Regions from separate parts of the Homo sapiens genome. Here regions 1, 2, 3 and 5 are each linked to region 4. A link is an interaction called in ENCODE POLR2A ChIA-PET data of the cell type or tissue named here. Cell type or tissue: OCI-LY7. All regions are shown on one strand. Region 1 holds the start of H2AC16 (H2A clustered histone 16). Region 2 holds the start of H3C11 (H3 clustered histone 11). Region 3 holds the start of H3C8 (H3 clustered histone 8). Region 4 holds the start of H4C9 (H4 clustered histone 9). Region 5 holds the start of H2BC8 (H2B clustered histone 8).

What was found. ChIA-PET counts read pairs that join two places held together with the same protein. Peaks named below come from ENCODE experiments on the same cell type or tissue, not always from the same donor. Only the 100,000 strongest peaks of a DNase experiment are listed, where the experiment ranks them.
Region 1: POLR2A ChIA-PET joins it to region 4 with 10 read pairs; 26 of 35 experiments call an interaction of 5 or more read pairs at or near these places.
Region 2: POLR2A ChIA-PET joins it to region 4 with 13 read pairs; 27 of 35 experiments call an interaction of 5 or more read pairs at or near these places.
Region 3: POLR2A ChIA-PET joins it to region 4 with 27 read pairs; 27 of 35 experiments call an interaction of 5 or more read pairs at or near these places.
Region 5: POLR2A ChIA-PET joins it to region 4 with 15 read pairs; 27 of 35 experiments call an interaction of 5 or more read pairs at or near these places.

What each region holds. Positions count from the first base shown.
Region 1 is chr6:27,863,645-27,867,644 of GRCh38, forward strand. H2AC16 (H2A clustered histone 16) reads left to right here and starts at 1,673. Exons shown (of 1, transcript NM_003511.3): 1 at 1,673-2,154. The coding sequence starts at 1,711. The coding sequence ends at 2,103. It overlaps H1-5 (H1.5 linker histone, cluster member), which reads right to left and starts at 3,944. Exons shown (of 1, transcript NM_005322.3): 1 at 3,148-3,944. The coding sequence starts at 3,885. The coding sequence ends at 3,205. It also overlaps the pseudogene H2BC16P. RefSeq lists enhancers at 454-633, 1,294-1,363, 1,424-1,493, 1,691-2,212, 1,764-1,853 and 2 more. In OCI-LY7, no CTCF peak of the experiment used is centred here; DNase peaks (open chromatin) are centred at 1,537, 2,487, 2,757, 3,947 and 2 weaker places; H3K4me3 peaks cover 3,879 bases; H3K27ac peaks cover 4,000 bases.
Region 2 is chr6:27,870,240-27,874,239 of GRCh38, forward strand. It overlaps H3C11 (H3 clustered histone 11), which reads right to left and starts at 2,107. Exons shown (of 1, transcript NM_003533.3): 1 at 1,606-2,107. The coding sequence starts at 2,076. The coding sequence ends at 1,666. H4C13 (H4 clustered histone 13) reads right to left here and starts at 3,295. Exons shown (of 1, transcript NM_003546.3): 1 at 2,909-3,295. The coding sequence starts at 3,271. The coding sequence ends at 2,960. RefSeq lists enhancers at 1-303, 304-941, 2,857-3,494, 2,926-2,975, 3,276-3,445 and 1 more. In OCI-LY7, CTCF peaks have their summits at 1,739, 3,572 and 3,772; DNase peaks (open chromatin) are centred at 872, 1,312, 2,182, 3,112 and 5 weaker places; H3K4me3 peaks cover 3,711 bases; H3K27ac peaks cover 4,000 bases.
Region 3 is chr6:26,269,344-26,273,343 of GRCh38, forward strand. H3C8 (H3 clustered histone 8) reads right to left here and starts at 2,070. Exons shown (of 1, transcript NM_003534.3): 1 at 1,575-2,070. The coding sequence starts at 2,041. The coding sequence ends at 1,631. It overlaps H2BC10 (H2B clustered histone 10), which reads left to right and starts at 3,588. Exons shown (of 1, transcript NM_003525.3): 1 at 3,588-4,000. The coding sequence starts at 3,633. It also overlaps the pseudogene H2AC10P. RefSeq lists enhancers at 1-198, 972-1,111, 2,839-3,178, 3,509-3,848, 3,919-4,000. In OCI-LY7, CTCF peaks have their summits at 1,366 (motif pointing left) and 3,098; DNase peaks (open chromatin) are centred at 978, 2,168, 3,048, 3,528 and 2 weaker places; H3K4me3 peaks cover 3,895 bases; H3K27ac peaks cover 4,000 bases.
Region 4 is chr6:27,136,839-27,140,838 of GRCh38, forward strand. It overlaps H4C9 (H4 clustered histone 9), which reads left to right and starts at 2,444. Exons shown (of 1, transcript NM_003495.3): 1 at 2,444-2,840. The coding sequence starts at 2,471. The coding sequence ends at 2,782. It also overlaps a transcript of H2BC12 not described here. RefSeq lists enhancers at 2,258-2,637, 2,400-2,992, 2,993-3,584. In OCI-LY7, no CTCF peak of the experiment used is centred here; DNase peaks (open chromatin) are centred at 623, 1,303, 2,363, 3,183 and 1 weaker place; H3K4me3 peaks cover 3,640 bases; H3K27ac peaks cover 4,000 bases.
Region 5 is chr6:26,214,419-26,218,418 of GRCh38, forward strand. It overlaps H2BC8 (H2B clustered histone 8), which reads right to left and starts at 2,270. Exons shown (of 1, transcript NM_003518.4): 1 at 1,782-2,270. The coding sequence starts at 2,225. The coding sequence ends at 1,845. H2AC8 (H2A clustered histone 8) reads left to right here and starts at 2,503. Exons shown (of 1, transcript NM_021052.4): 1 at 2,503-3,019. The coding sequence starts at 2,557. The coding sequence ends at 2,949. RefSeq lists enhancers at 1,384-1,513, 1,564-1,653, 1,734-2,083, 1,995-2,646, 2,514-2,933 and 2 more. In OCI-LY7, a CTCF peak has its summit at 2,883; DNase peaks (open chromatin) are centred at 1,383, 2,353, 2,743, 3,263 and 4 weaker places; H3K4me3 peaks cover 3,757 bases; H3K27ac peaks cover 4,000 bases.

The sequences.
Region 1 (4,000 bases), 730 kb after region 4:
CAGTGATATTTCAGTAGAGGTTGATAGGACTTTTACTTTAAATACTTGGTTTTCTAGACAATAACTCAACAGGGGATTCTCGGTGTTGAAATTGAGCCTGGATAAGTGAAATTCGCACAATAAAACTCCCGTTTTGTGTATTTGACGTTTGTAACATAAAATACTTAGTAGCAGATAATATTGGAAATATCATAAGGCCACAATGTATCTTTTGCATAAATTAAGAAGCATTTATGAAAGGCTTTAGGTTAAAGCTAACTGAACATTTCAAAACTAGGGATAAACGAGCGTCAGTTCTATTTAGGAAGTGTGAATATCTCTGAAAAGAGTCCTTAGGGTGTGGGTCAGGAAGAACCTAGTGGAGTGTGAGTCAGGAAGAACCTAGTGGGGTTCCAAGTGGACGAACCAGCAAGGAGCTCACTTGGAGCTGGTGTGCTTGGTTACGGCTTTGGTGCTCTCGGACACAGCATGCGTGACAGGCGAACAGCCGTCTGGATCTCCCTGGAGGTGATGGTCGAACGCTTGTTGTAACGCGCCAGGCGGGAAGCCTCGCCCGCAATACGCTCGAAGATGGCATAACGAAGGTGTTCAAGATCCCCATTGCTTTGGACGAGATGCCGGTGTTGGTGGACCTGCTTCAGCACCTTGTACAAGTACACGGAGCAGCTCTCCTTGCGGCTGCGCTTTCGCTTCTTGCCTTAGTAATAGTCTTCTTGGAACCCTTTTTCGGGGCTGTGGCCGACTTGGTGGGGTCAGGCGTGTTGTAGTTTAACTGCAGAAAGGGTACAAGGAATAGGAAAAAGCGGCCGGGCGCGGCGGCGCACGCCTGTAATTCCAGTACTTTGGGAGGCGGAGGCGGGCGGATCACTTGAGGTCAGGAGTTCGAGAGCAGCCTGAACAACATGGCGAAACCATGACTCTTCAAACAAATGTAAAAAATTAGCTGGGCGCGTGATGCACTCCTGTAACCCCAGCTACTGGGGAGGCTCAGGGAGGAGGATCGCTTCGGCCAGGAAGGCGGAGGTTGCGGTGAGCCACGATCGCGCCACTGCTCTCCAACCTGGGCGGCAAAGCCAGACCCTGTCTCAAGGGAAAAAAAAAAAAAAAAAAAAAAAAAAAGTCGCCGGGCGCTGTGGCTCACGCCTTTAATCCCAGCATTTTGGGAGGTTGAGGCAGGTGGCTCACCTGAGCTCAGGGGTTTGAGACCAGGATGACCAATATGGTGAAACCCTGTCTCTACTAAAAAATACAAAAATTAGCCGGGCTATGGTGGCTGACGCTTGTAATCTCAGCTACTCAGGAGGCCGAGGCAGGAGAATCACTTGAACCCAGGAGCGGACGTTGCAGCGACCGGAGATCGTACCACCGCACTCCAGCCCGGGCGAGAGGGAGACCCTGTCTTAAAAAAACAAAAAAAGAAGAAGAAGAAAAAGCTGTGTGTTGTAACGTCCTGTTCACGAATTCTTATGCAAATGAGGTGATTAATAAAATAGTGTGTAGGACTGGTGGCGATTCTAGATGACGTCATATACACGTTTGTCCAATCCAAAGAAGCATGTTTCATAACAGCGATTCCATTGGTTGAAATAAAACTGTAATTTGAGCCAATGGCACAGCTTTATTTTCGCGCCCAGTATTGACTATAAGTAGTGGAGCTCTGGTGAACTTCTCTCGGCTGTTCTCAGTTCCTCCATTTATCGTTTCTTCGTCATGTCGGGACGCGGCAAGCAGGGAGGCAAAGCTCGCGCCAAAGCCAAGACCCGCTCTTCTCGTGCCGGTCTCCAGTTCCCCGTGGGCCGAGTGCACCGACTGCTCCGCAAGGGCAACTATGCTGAGCGGGTCGGGGCCGGCGCGCCGGTGTACCTGGCGGCGGTGCTGGAGTACCTGACTGCCGAGATCCTGGAGCTGGCGGGCAACGCCGCCCGCGACAACAAGAAGACCCGCATTATCCCGCGCCACTTGCAGCTGGCCATCCGCAACGACGAGGAGCTCAACAAGCTGCTGGGCAAAGTAACCATCGCTCAGGGTGGTGTCCTGCCCAACATCCAGGCTGTGCTACTGCCCAAGAAGACCGAGAGTCACCACAAGGCCAAAGGCAAATAATGTCTCCATAGAATCACTTTCCAATACAACGGCTCTTTTCAGAGCCACCTACTATTTCTGCGGGAGAGCTGGGCCACTGGTTAAACATTTGGAACGTTTGTTATGAAAAGATAAAGCATTTTTCATCTAGAGCTTAGGAATGACTTTTAGGAAAAACCTTACAGGATTCAGGTGACATGTTTAAGTCAGAATGTGAACTAGTTATTTAATGTAGGGCTTACAAGAATGTTCGCTGTGTTTATTCATCTCGTGTTATATGAACTAGAACCAATAAAAAAAAATCCAGAGCCAGGCTCAGTGGCTCACGCCTGTAATCCCAGCACTTTTGGAAGCTGAGGCGGGAAGATCGCTGGAGCTCATGAATTCGAGATCTGCCTGGGCATCATAGCGGATACAAAAATTAGCCGACCGGGGTGGTGCACGCCTTTAGTCCTAGCACTTCACAGAGGCTGAAGTGGGACGATCCCTTGAGCCGGGGAGGCTGAGGCTGTAGTGAGCCGAGACCACGCCACTGCACGCCAGCCTGGGTGACAGCGAGAACCTGACTTGAGGAAAAAAAAATAATCCAGTACAGAATGACACGGTCATATCAAATTGGCATGTAATAGAGACCCCATCTTGAAACTTGCTACTATATTGTCTTGTGCGTTGATAGCATATTATATTAATGCCGAACACATTAGTGACGCCGAAGTAGCTGGTGCCTAAATGGCTTAAACGCGGAAAAACCACATACAGATGATGGAACAAAAACTGGCCAATCAGATTATAGAGCGGGCTTTTTAAAATATAAGAAGCTTCTTTGTAGCTAGGCGTCTGACAAAAAGCTTGACACCAACTTAACAAAAACCAACGGCTGGAATTCATACTCTAATAACAGACTGCATGGGTAAACTACGTGGGGAGTCCAACCAACACCCTGGACTCTTGCTTGCCTTGCGTTACTCGATTAGGGTTGAGGGAGAACTGCCCGAGATTTTTCGAATGCAAGGAATCTTGCTGCCTGATCTAACATGTTGTGCACAGCCATTTTTTAGAGGTCTCTGGGTGGCTCTGAAAAGAGCCTTTGGGGCTTTGTTGCGGTTTTCACACGCCAGCTTCCTACTTCTTTTTGGCAGCCGCCTTCTTGGCCTTTGCAGCTTTAGGTTTTGCTGCTTTGGGCTTAGCGGCTTTGGGCTTTGCCGCCTTCGGCTTAACTGCCTTGGGCTTGGCAGGACTCTTGGTTGCCTTTTTCGGTTTGGCAGCGGCCTTGGCCTTCTTAGGGCTCTTCGCCACCTTTTTGACGCCAGCCGCCGCGGGCTTCTTCGCCTTCTTCGGAGTCTTCTTCACTGCCTTTTTCGCCCCTGCAGCCTTCTTGGCCTTCTTAGGCGTGGCCCCCGCGGGCTTCTTAGCTTTAGCGGCGCCTGCCTTCTTGGCTTTGGGCTTGGCTTCCCCGGAGGCCGCCTTCTTGTTGAGTTTAAAGGAGCCAGAAGCACCAGTGCCCTTGGTCTGCACCAGGGTGCCCTTGCTCACCAAGCTCTTGAGGCCCAGCTTAATGCGGCTGTTATTCTTCTCCACGTCGTAGCCACCGGCCGCTAAGGCCTTCTTAAGGGCTGCCAAAGAAAGGCCATTGCGCTCCTTAGAAGCAGCCACAGCCTTGGTGATCAGCTCTGAGACTGGGGGCCCCGTCGCTTTGCGCTTAGCAGCGCCGGCGCCGGCAGCCTTCTTAGTTGCCTTCTTCTTAGCCGGGGATTTCTCCACCGGCGCTGGGGTGGCTGTCTCGGCAGGAGCGGTTTCCGACATGGTGGCAAGAAACTGCTAGAAGAGAATAAGCTCGAAATCTAAAGAGCAGGTTTTGCGTTGCTGCTATGCTCGGGCCCCGGGCTTATATAAGCCGGCGCTGCCCTGTGATTGGTGG
Region 2 (4,000 bases), 730 kb after region 4:
GCTAATTTTTTGTATTTTTAGTAGAGACGTGGCTTCACCATGTTGGCCAGGCTGGTCTGGAACTCCTGACCTCGTGATTCGCCCGCATCGGCCTCCCAAAATGCAAAGTGCTGGGATTACAGATGTGAGCCACTGCGCCCTTCCTTTTTCCTTCCTTCCTCCCTTCCTTCCTTCCTTCCTTTGTTTTCTTTCGTCAGCTATCTTTAGTGATCCTGTATTTTAGGTGTGGCCCAAGACAATTCTTCTTCCAACGTGGCCCAGGGAAGACAAAAGATCGGACACCGCTGCACCAGTTGCTGGGATACATGCCTCTTTGCAAGAGTGAATCCAATATGAGAAAGGAAGGCACAGATATGAGGCTGAGCTGGCTGAGAGCACTAGGGAGAAAAATTGCCTTCACATCTCTGCCAGATATCTCCTAGGTCAAGATGTGTGCTTCAAAAAGTTTAAGAGCAAAATGAGGTCATGATAGTCACATATGTAGAGCACATGAGGAAACTCTAAAACAGCTGGAAATAATGGAAAAGTTTGGTTAGAAACCAGGAAGAGCTTTAAAATACCACTTGAAGTTTAATACCCAGACTGATTCTCTCTGAAAAAAAAAAAGAAAGAAAAAATCTCATGAAAATCCAACTCCACAGTCTATGACAAGCATATGGTGAAATGACAGGAAAATATTTTTTAAGGTCCACTTAGAGCTAGAAGTTCATTTCATAGATGACAGCATGCAGTAGGTTAAAGTATCCCTCCTCAGAGGCCCACTACCTAACACATGGCTTGCTAAACATTACATTGAAACAGAACAAAAGTGTCGAGCTTTTTGTCAAAACTGTTACTTGCATGGGGTACGATGGCAACTTTGTTATGTGCATATGCTCCAAGGTGGTCAAGTTACATGGGCTATACAAGAGCTAAATAGCTTACATTGTACCAATTAAGTAACTTATCATTCATTCTTTCCTCCCTTCTGAGTCCTTATTGTCTATTGTTCCACTCTCATGTGTGTAGTTTTTAGAGCCTGTTGTTTTTTGTATTTTTGAGGCGGAGTCTCGCTCTGTAGCCCAGGCTGGAGGGCAGTGGCGCGATCTCGGCTCACTGCAACCTCTGCCTGCCAGGTTCAAGCGATCCTCCTGCCTCAGCCTCCCGAGTAGCTGGGACTACAGGCGCGTGCCACCACGGCCGGCAGTCTTTTTTTTAGTGGACAGGGGGGTTTCACCGTGTTAGCCAGGATGGTCTTGATCTCCTGACCTTGTGATCCGCCTGCCTCGGCCTCACCAGAGCCTGTGGACACTCATTGTGCTACTTGTTCCCTTCAGTAGGGGCAGGTAGATACGCAGGAGACACATTCCTCAAGGATAAAAACAGGAATACTTTTCAAAACTAAACTTCATCTGTAAAATTGACCCCATGACATGTCTTTTTTGAGTGATAATCCTTATCAGTAGGAACAGGTTCTGTATGTGAAATTGATTTAGCATACCAACAGCCTGTGACCTGACTCCTGCATTATAGTGTGTTGGGCCACTACCACGTTTTGTCCACAGCTTGTATTTAACATGGAGCTAAGACACGTCTCAAAAGCTACAGCTTCCTTTTGGTGACAATTGAGGGGCTCTGAAAAGAGCCTTTTGGGGTTGGACAGACTTCTTGGGCTGATAGGAATATTTATGCCCTCTCCCCTCGGATGCGGCGCGCAAGCTGGATGTCTTTAGGCATAATAGTGACGCGTTTGGCGTGAATGGCGCACAGGTTGGTATCCTCAAATAGCCCCACCAGGTAGGCCTCGCAAGCCTCCTGCAGCGCCATCACCGCCGAGCTCTGGAAGCGCAGATCGGTCTTAAAGTCCTGTGCGATCTCCCGTACCAAGCGCTGAAAAGGTAGCTTCCGGATTAGCAGCTCGGTCGACTTCTGGTAGCGGCGGATCTCGCGCAGGGCCACGGTGCCGGGGCGGTAGCGGTGGGGCTTCTTGACGCCACCGGTGGCCGGAGCGCTCTTGCGAGCCGCCTTGGTGGCCAGCTGCTTGCGCGGCGCTTTGCCGCCGGTGGACTTGCGAGCTGTTTGCTTTGTTCGTGCCATGGCTAAGTAGACGTACCTACTCAACACAAATGAGAGAAAAAAACTGATCATCCCGGTATTTATAGCTGCCCTCGCGTTCTGATTGGACAGTAGACTGTGCCATGCCACGTCTCACACACGGAATTGGCTCCCAGTTTAATCTGCTAGTGAAAGGGAGACATTCCGCCTCTGTTTTGGGTCAAGAAACGTAAAATGGTTTTGCTAGCTAAAGAAAAACAAAAACGGAAACAAAAAAAAATCCCCCAAAAGTCTAGGATTTTTCATGCATCAAAATCCTGTTTAAATATAAGCTTGATAAATCTAAACTTGCCTTGCACTATTTTAATTACGAGGTGTCATTACTGATTTGACAAAAAGTTAAAGAACGTAAAGGAAAAGTGAAACTAGAGTAAATTTGTAAATGGAGGCATTGAAGGGGATATGAAATTCGAGCGTTGTGGTATGCCAGTATTTCTCAAATTTAAACGTACTTAATGTTTTAGAAGTTGGCCGACTTTTTCTGTAAAGGGCGATATTAAAACATTTTGGGCGTTGCGGACCACAGTGTCATAGTTACACAGCCCTCGCATTGGTAGCGGTAAAGTAATCGATACAAGATAAATGAGACCGGCTGTTTCATTATGACTTTTGCAAAAACCAGAGAGGCGTTATAGATTTGGCCGTGTATCAGAGAAGCCGGCACTTTTAACCACTAAGTAATGCTGAAAGGGGCACCGAACCTCAAACTTCAGCGACTGCTTATGTGGAATCGCTAATTTGCCAAAACTGCCATACGTTTAAGTGTTCTTAAGAAATTAACTATCTTTAGTCTACAGCTCTTTCACAGACTTCATGGGTGGCCCTGAGAAGGGCCTTTGAGGAACCGTGTAAGTAAGTAAAACACTCAGCCGCCAAAGCCATACAGGGTGCGGCCCTGGCGCTTGAGCGCGTAAACCACGTCCATGGCTGTGACTGTCTTGCGTTTGGCGTGCTCCGTGTAGGTAACTGCATCGCGGATTACATTCTCCAAAAACACTTTAAGAACTCCGCGTGTCTCCTCGTATATAAGGCCTGAGATGCGCTTAACGCCTCCACGCCGTGCCAGGCGTCGGATGGCGGGCTTGGTGATGCCCTGAATGTTGTCGCGCAGAACTTTGCGGTGGCGCTTAGCGCCTCCTTTGCCCAGACCCTTCCCGCCTTTGCCGCGCCCAGACATGTCTTGTACTAAACAAAATGCAACACGGCAAGCCTCGCAGCAGTACTTTATATAGTAATAAATCGGACCTGATTGGGAACTCTCCACACCAGCTGCATCCGGTCGGCCGATTCACAGACCTTGCGCCCTGCCCACGACTTCAGGAAAAAATGGAAAAGGGGGTACTTAAACTCCAGTTTCTAAAAATGATGCCCAGTTAAAAATTACTCAGCTCATCTTGCCCTTCTACAGTGTTTTAGGCTGACCACCGCTGCATTCCATTGTCTGGGTCTTTGCAGCCTGTTTTTCCTGTCACCTCTTAGCATCGATTGTTCTAGTGCTTTGTGGCTGCTGGAATCAAATGGCGCCATCTCTAGAGGGGTAATCACAGTCGTTTCGGGCATTTGTGAAATAGCGTGTAGAAACTGCTTCCGTACAAACTCGAAGTGATCAGCCTATGGAGTGGCTGACTGCAAAAGACGACGCCTGATGATAGCTCCAAGGTGGGATTCCTCACCTTTCTCAAATTTGGTTCTCTATTCTTTTCCTTATATTTTACTCTTTCTGTAGCTGTCCTTTCTGTTCCTTTCTCTCCCTCGCCAACCACATTTTTGGGGCAAGAACTTTCTATTTTTTTTTCCTCATTCCACCTAGAAACACTTCAGGAAGCTGTTTGAGAAAGAAAGGTGGCTTTTACCCTGTATTTCCTTAGAATTGTGAAGGTGCCGCTTGAGCTCCCTCATGTTCCTC
Region 3 (4,000 bases), 870 kb before region 4:
TTATTTGCTTTACAAAAATCAATAGATAAAACACTTAGCCAATGTTGTTATTGAAGCTGGATGAGAGGAACATAGGTTTTATTAAACTATTATCTCCTTTCCCATATATTCTGGAATGTCAAATAAGTTTTTAAAATAAAAGCAATATGTGAAAAAAAATGACAAGTTGCTAAATTAATAAAGATCATAAAGAAGGATCTGCTGAATACCCAAACAGGGCCTTGTGCTAATCTGTAAAGGAAGGGTTCTATATGAAAACATATCTTGGTTGTATGCCAAGCAGCCCAGGATGGTATGTGTTCCTCCTTGTAACATCCCTAAAAACCTGATACTTCCAATCACTAAAAGGACCTCGGTGGTTCAAAAAAACAAAAAACAAAACAAAACAAAAAAGAAAAAACTTACATTAGTGTTGCCCTAAGAAATTCTTATAAAAGCCAGGTGTTGAAAGATAGTCAAGCAAGCCAGAAAGTCTTTAGAGACCAGTATATTCTCTCTGAAGGCAAACTACAAGGAAACTGATTCAATTAGAAAACTGCTAAGCCTAGAGTCAAACCAGAGCTAATAAGAGTATTAAAATTTATGTAGCAAGGAGTCTCAGCCCCAGCTGTTAGAAGCACCTGAATTTTAATAATTACCATTCCCTGGGCCCACTCTAGATTGCTATTAGTCTCATTGAACCCCAGGTAAAGATTTTTCTAAAGCCTTCCCATGTGACTGTAATGTTACATTGAGAAAACTGATCTGTAAAGAAATCAAACTATTTTAGGGGATTGTTCTGTGCACTTGCTTTAGAGAACATTTCATAGAATATTTCATTCTGTAACATAAATAAACATGCATTTTGCAAAAGCTCACTCCTTGTAAGAGTTCACAGGCAGGATGCCTTTACTGATGAGACCAAAACCAACAACCTAGGCTTCCTAAATCAGTGTTCATGAGAATCATCTGAGGTATATGCAGATTGACTCCAGCCCTAGATGGGGATTGAAACAAGCTCCCATGTAATGCCCTGGGAGCTTCTAACAAGTTCCCACGTAATGCCCATGCTGCCAGTAATGTAGAGGCCAATCTGGCTTTCGTTTCTGCCGCCAATTTCTAATATTGAATTAAAAAATGGATCATTTCACAGAAAAACCAAGAACTGTTTAAAAAAAGGGGGAATTGTGGAAATAGCTGCTTCAGACACGAAAAAGCAGCAACCAAGGATATCCCTACCTACTCTCAACTGCCAATGCTCATACCTGTAAAGTTTTAAAAGGGATTAACCAGAAATACACAACGAAAAAAAATCCCATCTATAATGGGTGTAAGTAGACAACGCGACTAACGCTTGAGACAATGTATATAAACGCCCCCAGGTGGCCCCTTCCACTACCAAATCGAAGCTCCAAACCCCTAAAAGCCAGTTTAGAAAAGGACGCTGACAATCTGGCACTTTCGGGAAAAAGCACGGGAACAAATATAGCAAGCTTACCATTAACTTTAGCCAATCAAATGAGGACTTAAGTACTAAAACCAATGTTTAGTTTCAAAGATTTGATTAGTTAATCACAGCTATTTTCGGGTGAAAGTAGGCGGCTCTTAAAAGAGCCTTTTTAAGTTGGATAGAATTACTGCCCGGAAACCTCTACGCTCTCTCCCCACGAATGCGGCGAGCGAGCTGAATGTCCTTGGGCATGATAGTCACTCGCTTAGCATGGATGGCACACAGGTTGGTATCCTCAAAGAGCCCCACCAAGTAGGCCTCGCAGGCCTCCTGCAGGGCCATCACCGCGGAACTCTGAAAGCGCAGATCTGTCTTGAAGTCCTGAGCGATTTCTCGCACCAGGCGTTGGAAAGGCAACTTGCGGATCAGCAGCTCAGTCGACTTCTGATAGCGGCGAATCTCGCGCAGAGCCACGGTGCCGGGACGGTAGCGATGAGGTTTCTTCACGCCGCCGGTGGCCGGCGCGCTTTTCCGAGCCGCCTTAGTGGCCAGCTGCTTGCGCGGCGCTTTGCCACCGGTGGACTTGCGTGCAGTCTGCTTGGTGCGGGCCATCTCAGACTACCTGAAAGAAAAACTCAGCCACTTGGCAGAGTGGAAACTGCCCTTATATATACTCAGAAACATTCTAATTGGCCTTGTTGATTTTCAAAAGACCCGCGCAACAAAACCATTGGCTGAAGAGTCCAACGATGTGATTGGTGAATTACTGGAAAATCTGATTGGATGAATCACTTCATTTTTGAATCCTCTCTTCTCGGTTAGTCTGCGATCCAAGAACGTTAACTTCTTAAAGTTCTAATTCTGCGCTTCTCAAGCTGTAGTCCGTAAACGACTACTTTAAGACTTGGAAGACGCTAATTCTCATTCAGTAGATGTGTTGTGGGGCCAGATTCGGAGGACCACGTTTTGAGAAGTTTATCTTGTGCCGTTTTCTTGAGTCACCTGGACTGCTGCTAGCTGGAAACCTTTGACCATTATAAGGCAGGATTCCTGGGTGATGTACCTGGGAAATCACGAGCCAAGAAGTCACCGACATACAACAGTGAGCAACAAATGTTAACTGAATTCTATTTTGTCCCAAATGGTGTTTTGCTTCGGTTGAGAATTTTTAAGGCACAGGCTAATTTTAGGTTTTCCAACGACTCTTATCATTTACTTTTCGTTGGGTCCTATTGATGATATTCCAGGATACCACCCCCACTAGCCTCTTCTGCAGGATAACTTGAACACTGCAGTGGCCCTGTCCATCTAAACTTTACAAGGTTTTGTAAACGTTACTGAACTTGCTTCTTCCCGACTACATTAAAGCACTTACTTGAGATATTAAACATTTTCTCATTAGTCCTGTTTGCCTAGTCAGTCACTTGTATAGACAGGGCAACAGCACGGCCTGAATATTGGGCAGGACACCGCCCTGCGCGATAGTAACTTTGCCCAACAGCTTGTTGAGCTTCTCGTCGTGGATGGCGAGCTGCAGGCGTCGGGGGGTGACGCGGGTCTTCTTGTCTCGGGCCGCGTTGCCCGCCAACTCCAGGATCTTGGCGGTCAGGTACTCCAGCACCGCCTCCAGGTACACCGGCGCACCGGCCCGGACCCGCTTGGCGTAGTTGCCCTTGCGGAGGAGGCGGTGCACTCGGCCCACAGAAAACTGGAGACCAGCCCTGGAAGAGTGCGTTTTAGCCTTGGCGCGAGCTTTGCTGCCCTGCATTCCACATCCAGACGCAGTGAAGTATTTAAATACTTGTTTAGAAGAAGGAAAGTGATTGATTCTAGTAAAACGCAAGAGCTAAACTCTTATAATCTATATTCGGCAAAGTAGACTGTGCTATCTCCTGAACACAGATTTCAGCCAATCGAAAAGCAGGTGTTTAAAAAAATTTAAAAAAAAAAAAAAAAAAAAAACCACTTCTGACTTACATACTTATAGTTGAAAGGTCAAATTATGCAAGGTTGAGCTTCTGGGAGAGCCGATGAGATTTAGGAGTTCAGAAATGGCCTATCATATATTCAGACACTAAAAGAACCAATGAGAAACCGAAACTCAGCCAGCCTCATTTGCATATACACGAGGTAAATAATGAGGGCGTTTGGGCTCACCAGCATTTTCCTGTGGTCATTTGACGGTATCACTTCGGCTGCGAACATGCCTGAACCAGCTAAGTCAGCTCCCGCCCCGAAGAAGGGCTCCAAGAAGGCGGTGACCAAGGCACAGAAGAAGGATGGCAAGAAGCGCAAGCGCAGCCGCAAGGAGAGCTATTCCGTGTACGTGTACAAGGTGCTGAAGCAGGTCCACCCCGACACCGGCATCTCGTCCAAGGCTATGGGGATTATGAACTCCTTCGTCAACGACATTTTCGAGCGCATTGCAGGCGAGGCTTCCCGCCTGGCGCATTATAACAAGCGCTCGACCATCACTTCCAGGGAGATCCAAACGGCTGTGCGCCTGCTGCTACCCGGGGAGCTGGCCAAACACGCGGTGTCGGAGGGCACCAAGGCGGTCACCAAGTACAC
Region 4 (4,000 bases):
TAGTAGGTTGAATGGAGTAAATTGTGGAAATGTAACTATGTAGGAAGGCTAAAGGAAAACAAGAATTATTTTAAGATCTGCTTGGACAGAATTCTCTTGGTTTCAACTTCCTGTCCTTGATGAAAATGTTCTTTTCCTTTTGGTACAGGGAGGACATCTTCCACAGGGGAATTTTAATTCCTGCTTTTAAGGGGGTAAAAGGGAACGGTCAAAGTGCCTTTCTTGTACCTACTCTTTTTAAAATTGCCTGTATCTCAGAATAATTCTTATTCCAAAATGGCATATTTTGGGATGGCATGCTCTGCCACCTTTTACCATTCATTGCTATCCTTGTCACTAATTGCTATGCGAAAACTCATGAAATCAGATACAGAAAAAGGCTTCTGATTAGTGAGAAGCTCAAGTAGAGAAATATACTTGTTAACTAATGTTGGGGAAATACAATTTTAAAATCTTCTCCCAAAGAAGACAAAGGAAATAATTTTATTATTGAATAAGCATTAAACCAGGGAGAGTTGCTTATCACAGGAAACCTTATGAAGAGGTTGCAAAAGCAGAAAGAAATCTTGCTTATTATGTATGGCTACATTGGATAGGTTTTGCAATTCGAAGTCAGGTGACAGCTAAAGTTCAGCCCATTTTCTCGCTGGAAACTGGGAGACAGACCACTATCTTTTTTAATGATTAACATTTCAAAGGGATGGCTCTCCAGGCATTGAGAAAATATTCTGAGTTATAAGGCCTATTTAGCCATTAAAAGGATTTACATACATTTTAAAAGGACAGAGAAAGACATTTTGAAAGTGATGGGAAAGGAAAGGGAAGTCTTTTGTTTTCAACAGATAATTAAGCCTCTCATTTTTAATTTGTATTTACCCTTAGATTAACGTATTCAATTAACCTATGCTACCTTACCCTCTTTACAACATATACTGAATTCAGCTACAGCAAGTTACAGCCAGTCATATCAATTTTTTTTTGTTTTCCAAAGGTGTATGGCAAGTTTTCTTTTATTGCAACATAAATGCAAAAATTTCTAAAGTATTTTAATGAAAAGTTTATCTTCATTTACTTTATGACATTTAAGTGGAATACTTTGAAAATACTTCAAGCACTGCTGTAAGGTACTCATTAAAATAAAGAGTAGCAAGAAAATCACCAAATGGGCCGGGTGCGGTGGCTCATATATTCAGTATATGATAATAAGTTCCTCAAATCAGTGGGGGAAATAGTTAATGTATTGTGCTGACTAACCAACTGATTAACTTTTTGAAAAGTTATTTCTATATACAAGAAATCAAGTCCTTATTAGTAAAGTTAGATTACTTTAAATGGTTCTACCCAGCATTAGTTAAGGTTGTAGGCATATCAGGAACTGCTACTGGTGCAGGGGCCAAGAGAAAACCTCCCTTTTGGCCTCTGAAAGTTCACTGAAAATCAACTGACAAGATTAATAAGAGAAAAGGCATACAAATTTATTAAGGTACAGGGCTGAGGACCACAGAATATTACCCCAACCCCCCAGTGGGGTACAGAAGCTTATATACTCTTTCTCAGAGGCAAAAGAGGAGATGGGTAATGTAGACAATTCTTTGAGGAACAGTAAATGATTATTAGAGAGAAGGAATGGACCAAGGAGACAGAAATTAACTTGTAAATGATTCTCTTTGGAATCTGAATGAGATCAAGAGGCCAGCTTTAGCTTGTGGAAAAGTCCATCTAGGTATGGTTGCATTCTCGTCTTCTTTTCTGCAGTAGATAATGAGGTAACCGAAGGCAATTGTGCTTCTTTTGATAAGAAGCTTTCTTGGTCATATCAGGAAATTCCAGAGAAAGTCCCTCCCTGTATTTGGGGAAGAGAAACAGGACAAAGTTAGAGGGACCTTGATTCTTAGACTTGTTTCTGAGAACCCTCAATTTTCAAAAACACCCACCATTACCAAGCTCGATATTTGGGGGGATAATTCTCCACCCCAAACACTAGAAATGAAAATAAGTAGAAAAGAACTTAGCAATATACCTGAACGATCTTTAAATTCTATGAGTCTATCTTGTTCTATTGCTAGGAATTTAGCATATGGAGTATATTTCCATTGTATATTAAGGAGAAAAATGCCACAAAATAGCATAGTTCCATACAAATAATGTTAAAGGAAAACATGCATATATGCAGAGATAACATTCTTTTTGCTTTATGTATCTTCTATAATGTTAACATTTTTGTTATGAGGCAGGAATCATGTTAAATGAAAAAAGGAAAAACAGCCTAGGTCTTGAGGATTAAAAAGGACTGAAGGAGAACAAGAGGGAGTAGAGCACAGCAGGCCTGTTTCCCTTTTAGGTCCCCTCCCCCAATGCAGAGGGACTTCCCGCCAAAGCTCTTCCGGTTTTCAGTCTGGTCCGCAGAGGTTACCCATAAAAGAAAGCTGCCATCACAGGCAGCAGACCTTTGTTCTCTGACCACTTGATAATGTCAGGACGCGGCAAAGGAGGTAAGGGCCTGGGGAAAGGGGGTGCCAAGCGCCACCGCAAGGTGCTGCGCGACAACATCCAGGGTATCACCAAGCCAGCCATTCGGCGCCTTGCTCGCCGCGGCGGCGTGAAGCGCATTTCTGGCCTCATCTATGAGGAGACCCGCGGAGTGTTGAAGGTGTTCCTGGAGAACGTGATCCGGGACGCCGTGACCTACACGGAGCACGCCAAGCGCAAGACGGTCACCGCCATGGACGTGGTCTACGCGCTCAAGCGCCAGGGCCGCACCCTCTATGGCTTCGGCGGCTAAATGGCATTTTGAAGCCCAGTCATTCTCTAAAAAGGCCCTTTTTAGGGCCCCTAAGCTTTCAACAAAAGAGTTGAAATGACTGCAAACTGAGTCTCTTAATAGGGCCATTGTCAGTGAGTTCTGTCATCCTATTTTACAAGATTAACTCGACGCCGAAAATGGGCTGATGACTACAGGTGACCTTGGGCCGAGATTTTTCCAAGGCCAGAAGAGCCTCTGCTGGCCAGTAACTTCTGGCGGCTGCCTGGAAATTGCCTGCAGCCGGTTTACCGCTCGGATTAGTTTAGAAAGCCAAGGGGTCTGCGGTCCAAATAGGGGCGGGCTAGATAATTAACTTCCCTCTGGACCTTCAAATACGTCTCAGGAGATAATGAGTTTGATGGGCTCCACTAAATGCTAGAACCTCCAGGAAAACTTCGTGGTGGCTGGTTTAAGAGGACTTGGCGGGCACAGAGCTCTGCATGGGGGGGAGGGGGACAGACCATGCTTTTACTACTGTAGAACAGTAGGGCAGTCTTAAGAGTCTTAGTAATAATATTCCTTTATATGTTTGCCTTTTAAATACTGGAATATATCAAGTATACAAAATGCGCTGGTGACCACACCACTTATTCAAGTGCATCTAAAATCCTTATGTCCCTTTCTCAGTAGCACAGCCCTCCCTTTTTCCTATCTAGAATTAACTAATATTCTAGGATAAACTGATATTCTAAATTTGTTTACTGTTCCCACGCGTTTTAACTTTAGATGCACATACCCCTAATCTATTTTAATCGTCATGAATTTTTACATTTGCTCTTGAAATATATCCGTGTTGAAATGTGCAGTTCTAGGTTATTTTTACCATTAATCTAGTTTTCTAATGTGTCAGTAAATACTTTATTCATTTCTCTGTTGATTTTTTTTCCTCATTACAAAACAGCACTGTATACAGCTGTGCATTTTCTGGTTACATGGAAGTGGAATTATTTGGTAAATGTGCATATTCAACATGAATAAAAATGAACAATTTGCTTTCCAGGGTAGTATTTTAAATTTATACTCCCATATTCCACCAGCAGTGCTTGAGAGTTATTGTTTATCAGCATTTCCTAATGTGAAATCGGAGTTTTTCTAAATGAGATTTTTGGCTATTTGGAGATTTTCCCGCTTTCCTCGGAATGGTCTATTCAGATTCTCTACAGTTTTTATTTTATGAGATTTGATTTGTAAATATTC
Region 5 (4,000 bases), 920 kb before region 4:
AACATTCACATTTAATATGAAGTTTTACATGACATAAGGAAATAAGGACCTGAAGAAGGGCTTAAACCTGAGTGTGTTTGCACTAGGTTTGATGAAGAGAGTCATGCAGAAATATAACAAGACAAAAATAATATGAGCTAAGGATAATAAACAAGGAGAAATCTAGCAAGGTTTATTTGTTCAGATTCCTCGCATACTCTGCAAGACTCCCAGGAGGGTCTTAAGACCTGCTTCAGAGGAAGGTCATACGAACATTCTTGTCTATGTTGTTCTACTAATGTCTTAGAATATTTACTATGTCAAGGCGCCATACTTTGGAGTACTATGTTGTCAGAAACCTGAGGTTGCTCATGGAGTACTATGGAGTAGTGACCTTTTTTTTTTTTTTGGTCCCATTTTAGAAATTTGATTAATGAGTATAAACTAATGGTTTCTATGTTTGAGACGGAGTTTCGTTCTTGTTGTCCAGGCTGGAATGAAATGGCGGGATCTTGGCTCACTGCAACCCCCGCCTCCCGGTTTCAAGCGTTTCTCCTGCCTCAGTCTCCGAAGTAGCTGGGGTAACATAGGCATGCGCCACCACGCCCGGCTAATTTTGTTATTTTTAGTAGATACGGGGTTTCACCATGTGGGTCAGGCTGTTTTTGAACTCCTGACCTCAAGTGATCCACCAGCCTCGCCTCCCAAAATGCTGGGATTACAGGCGAGAGCCACTGCGCCCAGCCAGCCAAAACTGTAATTTTTTTTTTTTTTTTTTTTTTTTTTTTTTTATGAGATGGAATCTAGCTCTTTCGCCCAGGATGGAGTGCAGTGGCGCGATCTCTGATCACTGCAACCTCCGCCTCCCGGGTTCAAGTGACTCTCCAGCCTCAGCTTCCAGAGTAGCTGAAACTACAGGTGAGTGCCACCACGCCCGGCTAATTTTGTTTGTATTTTTTTAGTAGAGACAGGGTTTCACAGTGTTAGCCAGGATGGTCTCGACCTCCTGACCTCGTGATCCGCCCGTCTCGGCCTCCCAAAGTGATGGGATTAGAGGCGTGAGCCACCGCGCACGGCGGAAAACGAGATTTTTTAGATCAACTTTACATTGCCAATGCCCATGGTATTCCCTCCACAACAAACTCCACAAGAGTGCTCAGAAAAGTCAAACTTGTTATCAGGTGATCTTTAGGGACCCAAAGACTACTCTTCCTACCCTTTCCAGTGTTGCCCAGGCTGGAATTGCACTAGCGTATTCACATGTTCCTGCAGTCTCTAGCCCGAGAGTTTAAGCTATCCTACCACCTCAGCCTACCGAGTAAATGATAGTACAGACGCAAGCCGTCACACCTGGTTAGCTTCATTTTTTTGCAGAGACGAGTTCTATGTTGCCCAGGCAAATCTGTTAACTCCTGAGCTGAAGAAAGCCTCATGCATCGACCTCCCAAAGTGCTAGGATTACAGGATCTTGCCAACACAGAACAGGAGTATCTCCTGATCAATTTTTTTTGAGACGAAGCCTCGCCTTTGTCGCCCAGGCTAGAATGCAAAAGCGCCATGTCTTTTCACTGCAACCTTTGCTTGCTGGGTTTAAGTGATTCTCCTGCGGCAGCCTCCCGAGTCTCTGGGATGACACGCGACTGCCCCACGCCCGGCTAATATTTGTATTTTTAGTAGAAACGAGATTTAACCACGTTAGCCAAACTGGTCTCGATCCGCACGCCTCGGCCTCCCAAAGTGCTGGGATTACAAAATCGGAAAAATTATTCCCTAGAAAACGGTGAAATTCAATATTAAAGCTCTTTATGTGAGACTTGAGTGGCTCTGAAAAGAGCCTTTGAGTTTTAAAGCACCTAAGCACACATTTACTTGGAGCTTGTATACTTGGTGACAGCCTTGGTACCTTCGGACACTGCGTGCTTGGCCAGCTCTCCGGGAAGCAGCAGACGCACGGCGGTCTGGATCTCCCTGGAGGTAATGGTCGAGCGCTTGTTGTAGTGGGCCAGACGGGAAGCCTCGCCTGCGATGCGTTCGAAGATGTCGTTAACGAAGGAATTCATGATGCCCATGGCCTTGGATGAGATGCCAGTATCGGGGTGAACCTGTTTTAGCACCTTGTACACATACACGGAGTAGCTCTCCTTACGACTGCGCTTGCGCTTCTTGCCATCCTTCTTCTGCGCCTTGGTCACAGCCTTCTTGGAACCCTTCTTCGGAGCAGGAGCTGACTTAGCTGGTTCAGGCATGCTGTCAGAAAACAATAACAGCAGTGAGAATGAACGCACTTAAATAAAAGCTCGTGTCTAGAGTCTCTCCTTTTATAGGCCTTTCATGCAAATAAAGAATTCAAAATATCCAGCTCTGATTGGGCAATGTGTTAGTGACGCATACATGTAAAATAGCCTTCACCTTATTTCCTTTCTAATTGGTTGGCTCGTCAAAGAACAATTTTAACCAATCAAATTGCGCCTTTCACAATTCTACCGATGACTATAACTAGCTTCTTATTCCTCCATCGAGCCCATTCTTTTTCTTTATTCAGTGGATTGTTAGTTCTTCTGCTGTTAGGAAGCCACTATGTCTGGACGTGGAAAGCAAGGCGGCAAAGCTCGGGCAAAAGCTAAAACGCGTTCTTCCAGGGCCGGTCTTCAGTTTCCAGTTGGCCGTGTGCACCGCCTCCTCCGCAAAGGCAACTACTCCGAACGAGTCGGGGCCGGCGCTCCAGTGTACCTGGCAGCGGTGCTGGAATATCTGACGGCCGAGATCTTAGAGCTAGCTGGCAACGCGGCTCGCGACAATAAGAAGACCCGCATCATCCCGCGCCACCTGCAGCTAGCCATCCGCAACGACGAGGAGCTAAATAAGCTTCTAGGTCGCGTGACCATCGCGCAGGGCGGTGTCCTGCCCAACATCCAGGCCGTATTGCTGCCTAAGAAGACGGAGAGCCACCATAAGGCCAAGGGCAAGTGAAATGATTACTAGTCAAATCCGTCAGTGATCCCGAGTCCCAGAAACCAAAGGCTCTTTTCAGAGCCACCCACCTTTTCTGTAAAGTGCTGGAATACACATACGATGCCTGAAATCTCAATGTTCACTGTCCTAATTTTTAACGAACGCTTCTGACGTTACTGGTCAGTTCTTTATTGAAATCCTTGCTCACATTTCATGCACTAATTTATCTTACTGGTGTTTCTTTGCAGTAAAAATGCGTTTATAAAGGTATACAAGAATAGAAACCGAGGTTGTGACACCAAGGTTTCACTGCGTTATTTTGTGTATAGGTCCATGCTGTGTATACAAATTTATCATTAATACACAGGCTGTTTATTCATGTGCACTTGTCAGAAAAGGGTGAAATATTAATACAGAAACGAGAGAACAAAGAAGGATAGCTGCCCATTAGCATTTCAGGGCGGGCTTTTTAAGTTTTAAAGATGACTGCATTCCGGCTGGGCTCAGTGGCTCATGCCTGTAATCCCAACACTTTGGGAGGCCAAGGAGGGCGGATCATAGGGTCAGGAGTTCGAAATCAGCCTGCCCAACATAATGAAAGCCCGTCTCTACTAAACAAATACAAAAAGTAGCCGGGCGTGGTGGTGTGCATCTGTAGTCCCAGCAACTTGGGAGGCTGAGGCAGGAGAATCGCTTGACTCCGGGAGGCAGAGGCTGCAGTGAGCCGAGATCACGCTATTGCACTCCAGCCTGGGTAACAGAGCAAGACTACGTCTCAAAAAAAAAAAAAAAAAAAAAGACTACATTCCTCTAGTGAGAATTGTGTTTGTTGGATTTCTCTTTTCAAAAGGAGCAATTAACACAGTATTCTAAAATAAACACTAAACGAAACTAAGCAGTAACGGCCTGACGCCCTAGGTCAGACCTGTAATCCCAGCAATTTGAAAGACTAAGGCAGAAGAATCGCTTGAGCCCAGGAGATCAAGACCAGCCTGGGCAATAAAGCGAGACAGCCCCCTCACCTCCACAAAAAGTAAAAAGCCTGCCCTGCCCGGTGGCTCATGCCTAT